Linked DNA regions of Homo sapiens: region 2 is linked to region 1. The links are chromatin loops, found by intact Hi-C in ENCODE. Cell type or tissue: heart left ventricle. All regions are shown on one strand.

Region 1 (5,000 bases):
GAGCTTTTTATTGCTTTAATTTGCATTATTTCATTTACTCCTCAGAACTCTGTCAGTTAGTAACAGCTTGATCATGCAGATGAGTTAACGGAACCCAGAGGAAACTCGCCCAAAGTTACACAGTTAGCAGTTGGTGGAGCCAGGACTAGATGCTGGGCCTTGACTCTCAGTCCAGTGTTCTGTCTACTAGATCATTCTGTCTTTCAGATCATTCTAATCTGAGGACAGGTAGACAGGAAGATCATTCCTGATCAGGAGCATGATGCTTAGACCTAAAAGGGACCCTGTTCTGTATCTAATTCAACCCCCGTCCTCCTAAATATTCAGTGGATGTATCTAACTAAGAAAAATGCAAACTATAGGACTGTATACCTATAAATGTTATCCCTGGAAAGAAAAGTAACATTTGGTAAATGTACAAAAAATATGGGAAAAATTTGCATGTTATCCTTGTGCAGGGGCCATGCTAATCTTCTCTGTACGGTTGCAGTTTGAGTCTATGTGCTGTTAAGCAATCTCCAGAATATTTTAAAATGAATCTACGACAATAGAAAAGATCAAAGTGTGTCACATAGTAAGCATTGTTTTGTAAAACGTTTGTGTAAGTTGCATACATGTGTGCACGTGTGTGGATCAGGATGTAAAGTTTCCTTCTGACTGTGGGTTGTGCCAGCAAATGTTGGGAGCCACTGGTATGGTGGAAGGAGCCTTGGAAGTGGGTTCAAATACTTAGTTCCAGTCTCTGCTCTGCCAGCAACTACCTGTGTGAGTGTGGCCAAGGAAATTAACCCCTCAGGTACTCCATTTCCTTATTTTTTAAATGAGCAGTTTGGACGAGATTATTTTTGAGATCCATTCCTCTCAGATTCTATCAGTCTGGGGGTTCTTTCATGGCATTGCTGAAACACAGAAGTCTTCCAAATGGGGAAGGTGGGTGGAAAGAGGGGACAGGCTCAGAACAGCAAGCATGAGCCAGGTGCAGCCACGTGACTTTGCCCAAAGCAGTTGCTGCCAGTGCTCATGCTCACTGCCTGTCATCATATTGGTGGCACCCCTAGATCCTGCTGCCATGAGGGTGTGAATGATGACCATGGTTAAATCCAAATTGGAGCCTGTGGATGGCAGTGGAGGTGAGGACTGCCAAACGTATGCACCTGGTCCCAGGCTTGGCACTGTGAGGGCTCAGAAGCAGTTCTTAACGACAAGCATGATAAATACTCCAAGTGGGAAGCAAAGGAAAGGCAACTTAAATAGAACAAGTTGAAATTTAGGAGCCGTATTCCCTCTACAATCTAAGTGGCCCTGGAGTAATAAAGAACTTCTTTGGAAAAAAAAAATAAGGGAGGGGAGAAATTTCAGCAGATAAGCAATGTGAAATTCCTACTGTAACTCCTTATCTGTTGTAAACTAGCGTTTAGTTTTCTATAAAGAGCAGGGACCTGTTCTCACTTTTCACTCATTTGATGGGTAAGATGCAAAGTTAATTTCATGGTGGTGAAACACCCAAGAGGTTGCTTGCTTTCCGTTAATATAGAAGACATCTTTGACATTAACACATAGGAGATTTACATATATATATACACACACACACGAGAGCTGATAAATGCATTAAATGCATAAATTATTTATTGATCTTGAGACAGCATACAACATGACAAGAAATGAGATATATCTGTGTGATATGCTTGCACATGTAGAAATTGAAGGAGTATATTTTTTTCCTCAGGTAGAAACATAATTCCAGAAAACATTCTGCCTTTGAAGAACAAAAGTACAAAGATGTTCCAACAGTTGAAGGTTATAGTTTTGCAAAATTGCTTATTACTCATTGCATTTGGAAACAGGGCATGGAGAAGACAATCATCTTTCCCAGCCTAAATCTCTTTAGCATGCTCCAATTTCATGTCACCCGCTAGGTAAGATTTAATAAGATGTGTCTGTTGGCCTGCACAAAATCTGGTTGACAAGAGCCTTGTGTGTCATGATGCAGATCAAAAGTGGGCTTGGTTGTTGTTGAGCACGGTGTATTTTTAAAGAAATAAATTAATAATTTAAGGCCTTTTAGAACTTGTGGAGGGCACCGAACTGACAGCTTGGGGGCGGGGCCTGTCTACTGCCCAGAAGCATCATGGGTGCAAGTCTGGAAGTGTCCCCACCCAGCCCACAGGACAGCCTCCCCCAGTCTTCCTTCCACGAGACCCAGGAGAAAATGTAGCATGGTGGGTGGGTCCCAGCATGACCTGGGGTGTGCAGGAGGCACTGCTGGACAGAATGGGGAGGAAATGCGCTTGTCAGCCCCTCCTTTTGGGTAGGCGGCTGGGGAGATTTAAGAGGTGAGTACATTTCTGGTCATTACCCACCACTGCTGGAACTAAACCCAGGAACCTCATGTAGGAAGTTGGTGTAGCCACTTCTTCAGATACTCTGTTTACTTTCAAACTACAAAAACGAAACAAAATCCAAAACCAAAACAAAAAATAACTCAGAACGAAGTCTCAACAACAACAAAAAAGAAAAAGTCCACAGTCTGTGCTAACCAAGTGGCCGTTATTTTGGGCTGTGGCTGGGCTGGTGAGATGCTCTTTGGCCGTCTGTCACTGTGCACAGCAGTCTGACTGGAATTTTAGTGAGCCAGGAAAGGGATGGCTATATTTGGCCTCTGGAAGGGAAGTTGCTGAGATGGAGACCGTGCTTTGGGTCATAGGATTTGAGCCAGCAGGAGGGGAAGCAACTTGCCCCATTTCCCATTTTCAGCTGAGGAAGTGGGTGGGACAACACAGCCAAAACCTTTGTCAGGAGGAGGTCTCTAGGTGAACACACCACGCTGTTCCCAGAGGAGCTTGTTCCAGCCCAAGGAAACCAGCCTTGGTCTGACTGGCCCAGATGAGTGTGGGCTCAGCTATAGTGCCTGTAAAGCAGGATTATCGTATCTCTTGGTCTTCATTCAGCCTTTAGCACTGGATCTAGGCTTTCTCTGGTATTGTATTCATGGAAGCGTCTATGACTTGTTTACTAGTTACTATTTATGTGCCTCTATGTTTGCTCCTGGAACGTGGGCATTTTGGTTTACTTTTATGACCCACAGAGCTTCTACATACAAGGACTTTTAAAAATTTTAAAAATCAAACATTGGACTAGGTTGCCTTCCTCGTTTAAGCTGTAGGTTATGTGTACATATATATATATATATACACACACACACACATATATATACACACATATATACATATACACACACATATATACATATACACACATAACCTAGAGCTTAAATGGGAAAGGCGACCTATATGTATATGTATTATGTATACACACATAACCTAGAGCTAAAATGGGGAAGGCAATCTATATAATAAATTATTAAATCTTCAATTGTATTATAAAAAGAATGACATTCGAGTCATGATAGAAAAACAAGATTATTGTTTATAGAGGTATCACTAAAATATGCATTTTGTAAGGCTCATTGATTTATTTCCAATTCAAGAAGCAACATAGACATACAAAATGGTTCATTAGATATTCATTATACCTCCTTGGCTGCTATTATTAGAAGTGCCCATGGTGCCAATAGCAAGGTTGATGTTTTCAGGGGTGGAATCAATGCTTGAAACTCATCAATATCTTATAAGCAGTTTTGGTTTAAGGTATTTTGATGATTTCATTGAAATGTTTTACCACATTAAAAAGCTGTAACTTAAACTGTGGTGCAGGGCAGGCGCACATTAGATGATAAATAGCTTTATGTAAGATTTCAAATTTGTTAAATCTGCATTGAAGAACTACATTTGAAATTGGTTGGAAGGTTGGGTGAATTCTCTAGGTAAAAATGACATTTGTTTTACGGATCCCTCTGAAACAATTCCCCAAGAGTTTTCATTTGAATAAATCACATCTAAGTTCAGCACTCCAGAAACAGCTAGCATGGGAGAGTTGCCTTTGCTTTTCTGTTTCCTCTTTTCTGGGAAAAGAGTCAATTTCCTCATCTGTAAAGGGAGTGAGACTAGATAACCTGGAGGTCAAAGTACTTACAGCCTTTCACTTATTAATTCATTCACTTAACGCTTATTTACTGAGCAGGGGTGGGCATGTTCTGGCACTAACGGAACAGCAACATACAAAACGTAGTCCTTGTTCTGGTGGAGATGACATCCTACAAGGAGAAAGACAATAAACAGATGAGATAATTTCTTGAATAATTTACTGCTACGAACGCAGTAAAGAGTATTGTGTTGAGAAGTTGTGGGTGGATGGGTGGTGCCAGCAACTTTCTCTGAGAAAGAGTCATTTCAGCTGAAAAGAAGCCAGGAGTGAACATCTAGAGGAAGAGTATTCCAGAGAGAGGAACAGCCAGGATGAGAGGCAGTGCAATAGCATGCTAGGGGAAGAGAAGCACCCAGGTCTTCCCTTCTTGGGTCTTCTTCCCCTGCCTCTGCTGCAACTGTGAATACTGTGCTGTGAGGAAATGACTGAGGCCAAGGTGGCTGCAGAAAGAGTACAGAAGGGAGAGAAATCGGAGGATGGGGAACACTGGGGTCGGAGGTGGATAGATCTGTTACAACAGACTAGGCTGCACTTCAGTGATGAGTAAACACCCTATCTCAGTGGCTTAACCAAGCACATGTTTCTTGCTCGTGTTATGGTCTGACGCCAGTCTGATGCTCCTCTCTGAGTAGGGATACAGATTCTTGCCATCACGTGTCTCCACCATCGCAGGGTCCTTTACTTTCAGTCTCATGAATTGGAAGGGGAGAATGAGTGGAAGATTGTGTTGAATGTTTTAAAGGCCAGCCCTGTACAGGCTGCCTGACTAGAATCCAGTGACATGACTCTAATCTAATTGGTGAGCATGGAGTCAGTCTTTGCCAAAAGAGAAAAAGGCATAAAAGAAGGGATTCTACTGCTCTCCCCAAATCCTTGAAGACTTGCACTGCACATGTACCATCTTGGCCAGGAGTGCTGGTGAAGGGGTTTGGATGGGGAGGTAATGTCCTCACAGT
Region 2 (5,000 bases), 710 kb before region 1:
TTCTTTCTAAGCAAGTCTGTTCACTTGTGCTAATTCACAGGCCAGTCAGCACTGCTAAGTTTGCTTTTCATCTCATCCTGTGTCATTTGTTAATTTTCTCATGTGACAGATAGTTATTGACTACTGCTCTAAGCAAAACATCTGTTTTATGTATTTCAGAACTTTTGGCCTTAGTGTCTGACCTTTTAATGGTACCTTTGTTTTCTAGCATAGCTGTATCTCCTCTCATATATTCTTTAATAAATTCAATTGGGTTTTGGGAGATAAAGGAAGTAAACATGAATCATAGGCTATTTTAATCTGAAGTTTTCATATTTAATTTGTAACAAATTGAAAACACATTTTTTTCATTCATTTTGTTCTCAGCTACTTATAATCTTCCAATCTTTTTAGTGATACTTAAAGTAATGATAACTATTATTTATTAGGTGCTAACTCTGATTACTTAACATTTTTATAACAACCATGTAACCAGGGATTATTATCCTCATTTTAAATATGAAGTGATTGTTATGTTTCTGAATACTTAAATGTACTTTATATGCATGTGCCTGGATATAAAGTAGATGCTGAAAAAGCAGCTATTCAGTGAATTCAGATGTTTACGGACCCAGAGGCATAAAGACAAAAACAAAACAAAATATAAGAAAACCACAGAAAATGGTTTTTCTGTTAACTAGTTTTACAAAATCTTGAGACAGATGCTTAAGATATACTTTTCTTTTTATTATGGTAAATTGGCCAAATTATTCTTCAGGGACTAAAATATTCTCATTAGAAATAGGAGTATCTTTTCATAATGTCACGACGCCTCTAGTGTGGTTCAGGTTTGGATTTGGTTTAGTCAGTGTCCTAAATATAGTTTCATTGCCAGCCTCAAACTTGTTAAGATACCCAGTCATAAGGATGAATATATCAAAACCTATGTTATCCACTATTATATGTAATTGTAATCCTGCATTGTTTTAAATTATCTCACCTCATCATATTTGTATTTAGGATTTAAAATATACTAAAAATTATAATGAATTAGTATGCAGTTAAGTAGTTATTAAGGATCAAAACAAATGAAATGGTCAGAATTATAAGTCAAGTCTCTTGTTTTTAGTAGCTATTGGAAGATCATGATATATAGCTCTTTTCAATGTGATATTTTCTCTTTAACATTTGGGAAATTATGAAGACATTTCAGATTTTTCCAGTAGATGGCAGAATTGTTTTAAACATTTTAGATTCACTGTTAAATTTTTTTTGAATTGATTTGAAGGAGTAATCATTTCTCTAAAATAACTGGATGTATTTTTTCTTCCAAATAAGCCCTGCACTACTGTTTTATAAACTAACTTTTAAGATAAAGATTTTTAAATGATAATATGGATCATTCCTAATCAGTAATGCACAATGATAGAAGTGGCAATTATATTTTGAAGAATGGATAAAAAAATTTTAAATCAAACATTTAGTTTTTTCAATAGTAAGTAACATTCTTTCTTTAGTTATCAGAGATCCAGAGGTCACATGATGTAATCATCACCATGGGCATCATCAGATTGATAGAATATCCTAAAATATTTTGATTTTAGCTAAAACATGCCTTCGGTTTAGTGATATCTATAAAAAGTTGAACTTACTTTAAAATACTTTGTTGACTATAAAATAGTAATTTAAAAGTTTTTATACAGGTTGTCTCAGAGTTGTTTGAAGGTTGGATTTTTAATTTTCTGATCTTCATTTTGAAATTTCATGTCTTATGTTTTCTTCTGAGACTATTTCAAATACTTACTGAATTCCCTTAGTTCGTGTGTATATGTGTTCATGTACTTAAATATTTAATTGTATTTTGTTGAGGGGAAACAAAAACCCTTCTCCCTTACTTATACAAATAGTACCACATCTGTGTCACACTTTCAAACAGAAAAACAGGAGGATGAAATGTGTTCACAGTCGTACCTGTCAGTTCTTTATGCTTTATGCTTATGAAGTTAAGGAACCTTAATCTTGAATTCTAGTTTTCCCTGCCATAGAAATATGAAACATTTTAACAGAAATGGAACTAATAATGGATGAGTGACTAAGCTGGGTTATGTTTCTAAGTGAGGTTGAAAATATTTCATGTAAGAGAAAAAGAGTTATTTGTCTCCTTTTGTTTTGAGGGTTTTGTAATTGCTTTATATTAAGAATAGTAGTGTCAATAATAACAATAATGAGAATTAGTATTTCTTAAATACTGTGTATAGGCACTATGCCTAGCATTTGTTGTGACTCGCTGTATTTGTTGAAGAATATAATAAATGAGGGAAAATAATATGTCTAGTGTTGATTTGTCAATATCACGTAGCTATGAAACTCAATTTGCATTCTTTTTGTGTAAAACCCAGTTTCTCTGCATCAGTGTAAATCACATGAAACTATTACTTTTCATACTCCCTCACTTTTCAAAGTACTACTCAGTTCAGCAGTTCCTTTCTGCTGCTGTTTGAAGACTTTGTAAGTGTGACTTACTCTGCAAGAGTTGTAAAAGTGAGTTGACAAGGTTGCTTTTGAGATTTTTCAATTGAATTGGGTTTGGTAGAGATAGTATCTTCAGAACTATATGTCAGACTTCACTGTTTGATTGTTTGAATAAATTTCCATTCTTATAAAATGAATTGGAAATGTACCTGATTTTTTTTAAAATTAGGTTTGTTATTTTTACACTTAAAAGGCTGTTTTTTTGCTTTTATCTTTATTTCCGTTTAGGTGACTGGTGCCTCCATCTTGTGGTCCAACTCACAAATTGCATCCTTTGCTAGAGATTGTGTTTACACTTTTTTTCCCCTCAGCTGAATAAATGACAGAAAATTATTTTCTGTTTTATTTATTAAAAATATAACTCCGATTAAGCATACATTACCTTCAAAGAGGACAGAAAGTGCTCAAAAGGGACCACCTAAAGCAACCTGTTCAAGGATGAAGTCTTGTAAAATAAATTATTATTGTTGATGGTAGTGGTGATGGATGATGGTGGTGGTAGTGGTGGTGGTGGTGGTGAATGAGAGAGAGGATGAAGTTCGATTTGCTCTTTATGTTGAAAAATGAAACTTAAAGTCTTCAGCAAAATTTACTGTATAACTTGGTCAGGCATGGTGGTTCACGCCTGTAATCCTAGCACTTTGGGAGGCCAAGGCGGGTGCATCACCTGAGGTCAGGAGTTCAAGATCAGCCAGGCCAACATGGTGAAACCCTATCTCTATTAAAAATACAAAAATTAGGCCGGGCACGGTGGCTCACGCCTGTAATCCCAGCACTTTGGGAGGCCAAGGCGGGTGGGTCACGAGGTCAGGAGATCGAGACCATCCTGGCTAACACAGTGAAACCCTGTCTCTACTAAAAATACAAAAAATTAGCCGGGCATGGTGGCGGGTGCCTGTAGTCCCAGCTACTCCGGAGGCTGAGGCAGGAGAATGGCGTGAACACGGGAGGCGGAACTTGCAGTGAGCCGAGATTGTGCCACTGCACTCCAGCCTGGGCGACAGAGCAAGACTCTGTCTCAAAAAAAAAAAAAAAAAAAAAATTAGCCAGACATGGTGGCAAATGCCTGTAATTCCAGCTACTCAGGAGGCTGAGACAGGAGAATCGCTTGAACCCAGGAGGCAGAGGTTGCAGTGAGCCGAGATTGTGCCACCACACTCTAGCCTGGGCAACAGAAGGAGACTCTGTCTCAAAAAAAAAAAAAAAAAAATTTACTATGTAATTGCAACCTTAGCTAATTATTAGAATTAAGAATGAATCAGTATCTGTGGTCCTACTTAGGAAGCTTTGGTAGCAGGATCGCTTGAGCTCAGGAGTTTGAGGTTACAGTTAACTATGATTGCATCACTGCACTCCAGCCTGAGTGACACAGCAAGACTCTTTCTCTAAAAAAAAAAAAATCTTAAAAAAGAATGAATTAAGTACTATTTTTTCCTCCAGCTTTATTGAAGTTCAATTTATAAATACAAATTGTATATATTTATATTGTTGAGTATGCTTGAACACCATAAATATATGTATACATTGATATATACTTCGTGATTACCACAATCAAGCTTAGGCAACATATCTTTCACCTCACATAGTTATCTTGGTTTTTTTTTTTTGTAGTGAACAAGTACTGATTTTTTTAACATAGGTTTTCTGACAAAACTATGATAGCACAATATGACATTCTTCTTTTCACATTTGTCTCCATGGAATTAACAAAAGTGACTTTTTTTGCAAAAGTTGAAAGCATCATCAAGTTTTCTAAAGATTTTTATTACTCAGTGATTAATACTGTATTCACTGTCCTTTAAACACCTTTCATGTTCCAATTCTTATTGGTCTAACTACCTTGGCCACGTTTTCAATTAGAAAGTAATAATTTTCTCATGAAGCTATATTATTTTCATAGACTTCATGAAACTTTATCTTTTTGAGATTTGCAATTTTACTTTGCATTCACCTTGTGCTACATTCATAAACATTAGAAAATTGCGTGGTGGCTCACGCCTGTAATCCCAACACTTTGGGAGGCCGAGGTGGGCAGATCACGAGGTCAGGAGATCGAGACCATCCTGGCTAACACGGTGAAACCCCATCTCTACTAAAAAATACAAAAAATTAGCCAGGCCTGGTGGCACGCGCCTGTAGTCCCAGCTACTTTGGAGTCTGAGGCAGGAGAATTGCTTGAACCCGGGAGGCGGAGGTTGCAGTGAGCCAAGATCACACCGCTGCACTCCAGCCAAGTGACAGAGTGAGACTGCATCTTAAAAAAAAAAAAATGGAGAGACTGACTTATAAACAAAGAGATTGTCATTTATTTATTTATTTATTTATTTTTGAGACAGAGTCCTGCTCTATAGCCCAGGCTGGAGTGCAGTGGCGCGATCTCGGCTCACTGCAACCTGCGCCTTCCAGGTTCAAGTCATTCTCCTGCCTCAGCTTCCCGAGTAGTTGGAACTACAGGCACGTGCCACCATGCCTGGCTAATTTTTGTATTT

What was found. Peaks named below come from ENCODE experiments on the same cell type or tissue, not always from the same donor. Only the 100,000 strongest peaks of a DNase experiment are listed, where the experiment ranks them.
Region 2: it touches region 1 in a loop (2.8-fold over the local background); 37 of 110 quality-filtered maps call a loop at or near these places.

The regions. Positions count from the first base shown.
Region 1 is chr5:61,663,725-61,668,724 of GRCh38, forward strand. The region is part of intron 1 of LINC03122 (long intergenic non-protein coding RNA 3122); the gene reads left to right. It overlaps LINC03152 (long intergenic non-protein coding RNA 3152), which reads right to left. Exons shown (of 8, transcript NR_109910.1): 7 at 4,033-4,153. It also overlaps the pseudogene RNU6-913P. Among named protein-coding and RNA genes, the nearest start is that of LINC03122, 28 kb to the left of the region's middle. In heart left ventricle, no CTCF peak of the experiment used is centred here; a DNase peak (open chromatin) is centred at 2,627; H3K4me3 peaks cover 399 bases; H3K27ac peaks cover 557 bases.
Region 2 is chr5:60,958,064-60,963,063 of GRCh38, forward strand. All of the region lies in intron 1 of NDUFAF2 (NADH:ubiquinone oxidoreductase complex assembly factor 2), which reads left to right. Among named protein-coding and RNA genes, the nearest start is that of NDUFAF2, 15 kb to the left of the region's middle. In heart left ventricle, CTCF peaks have their summits at 1,189 (motif pointing right) and 2,764 (motif pointing left); no DNase peak of the experiment used is centred here.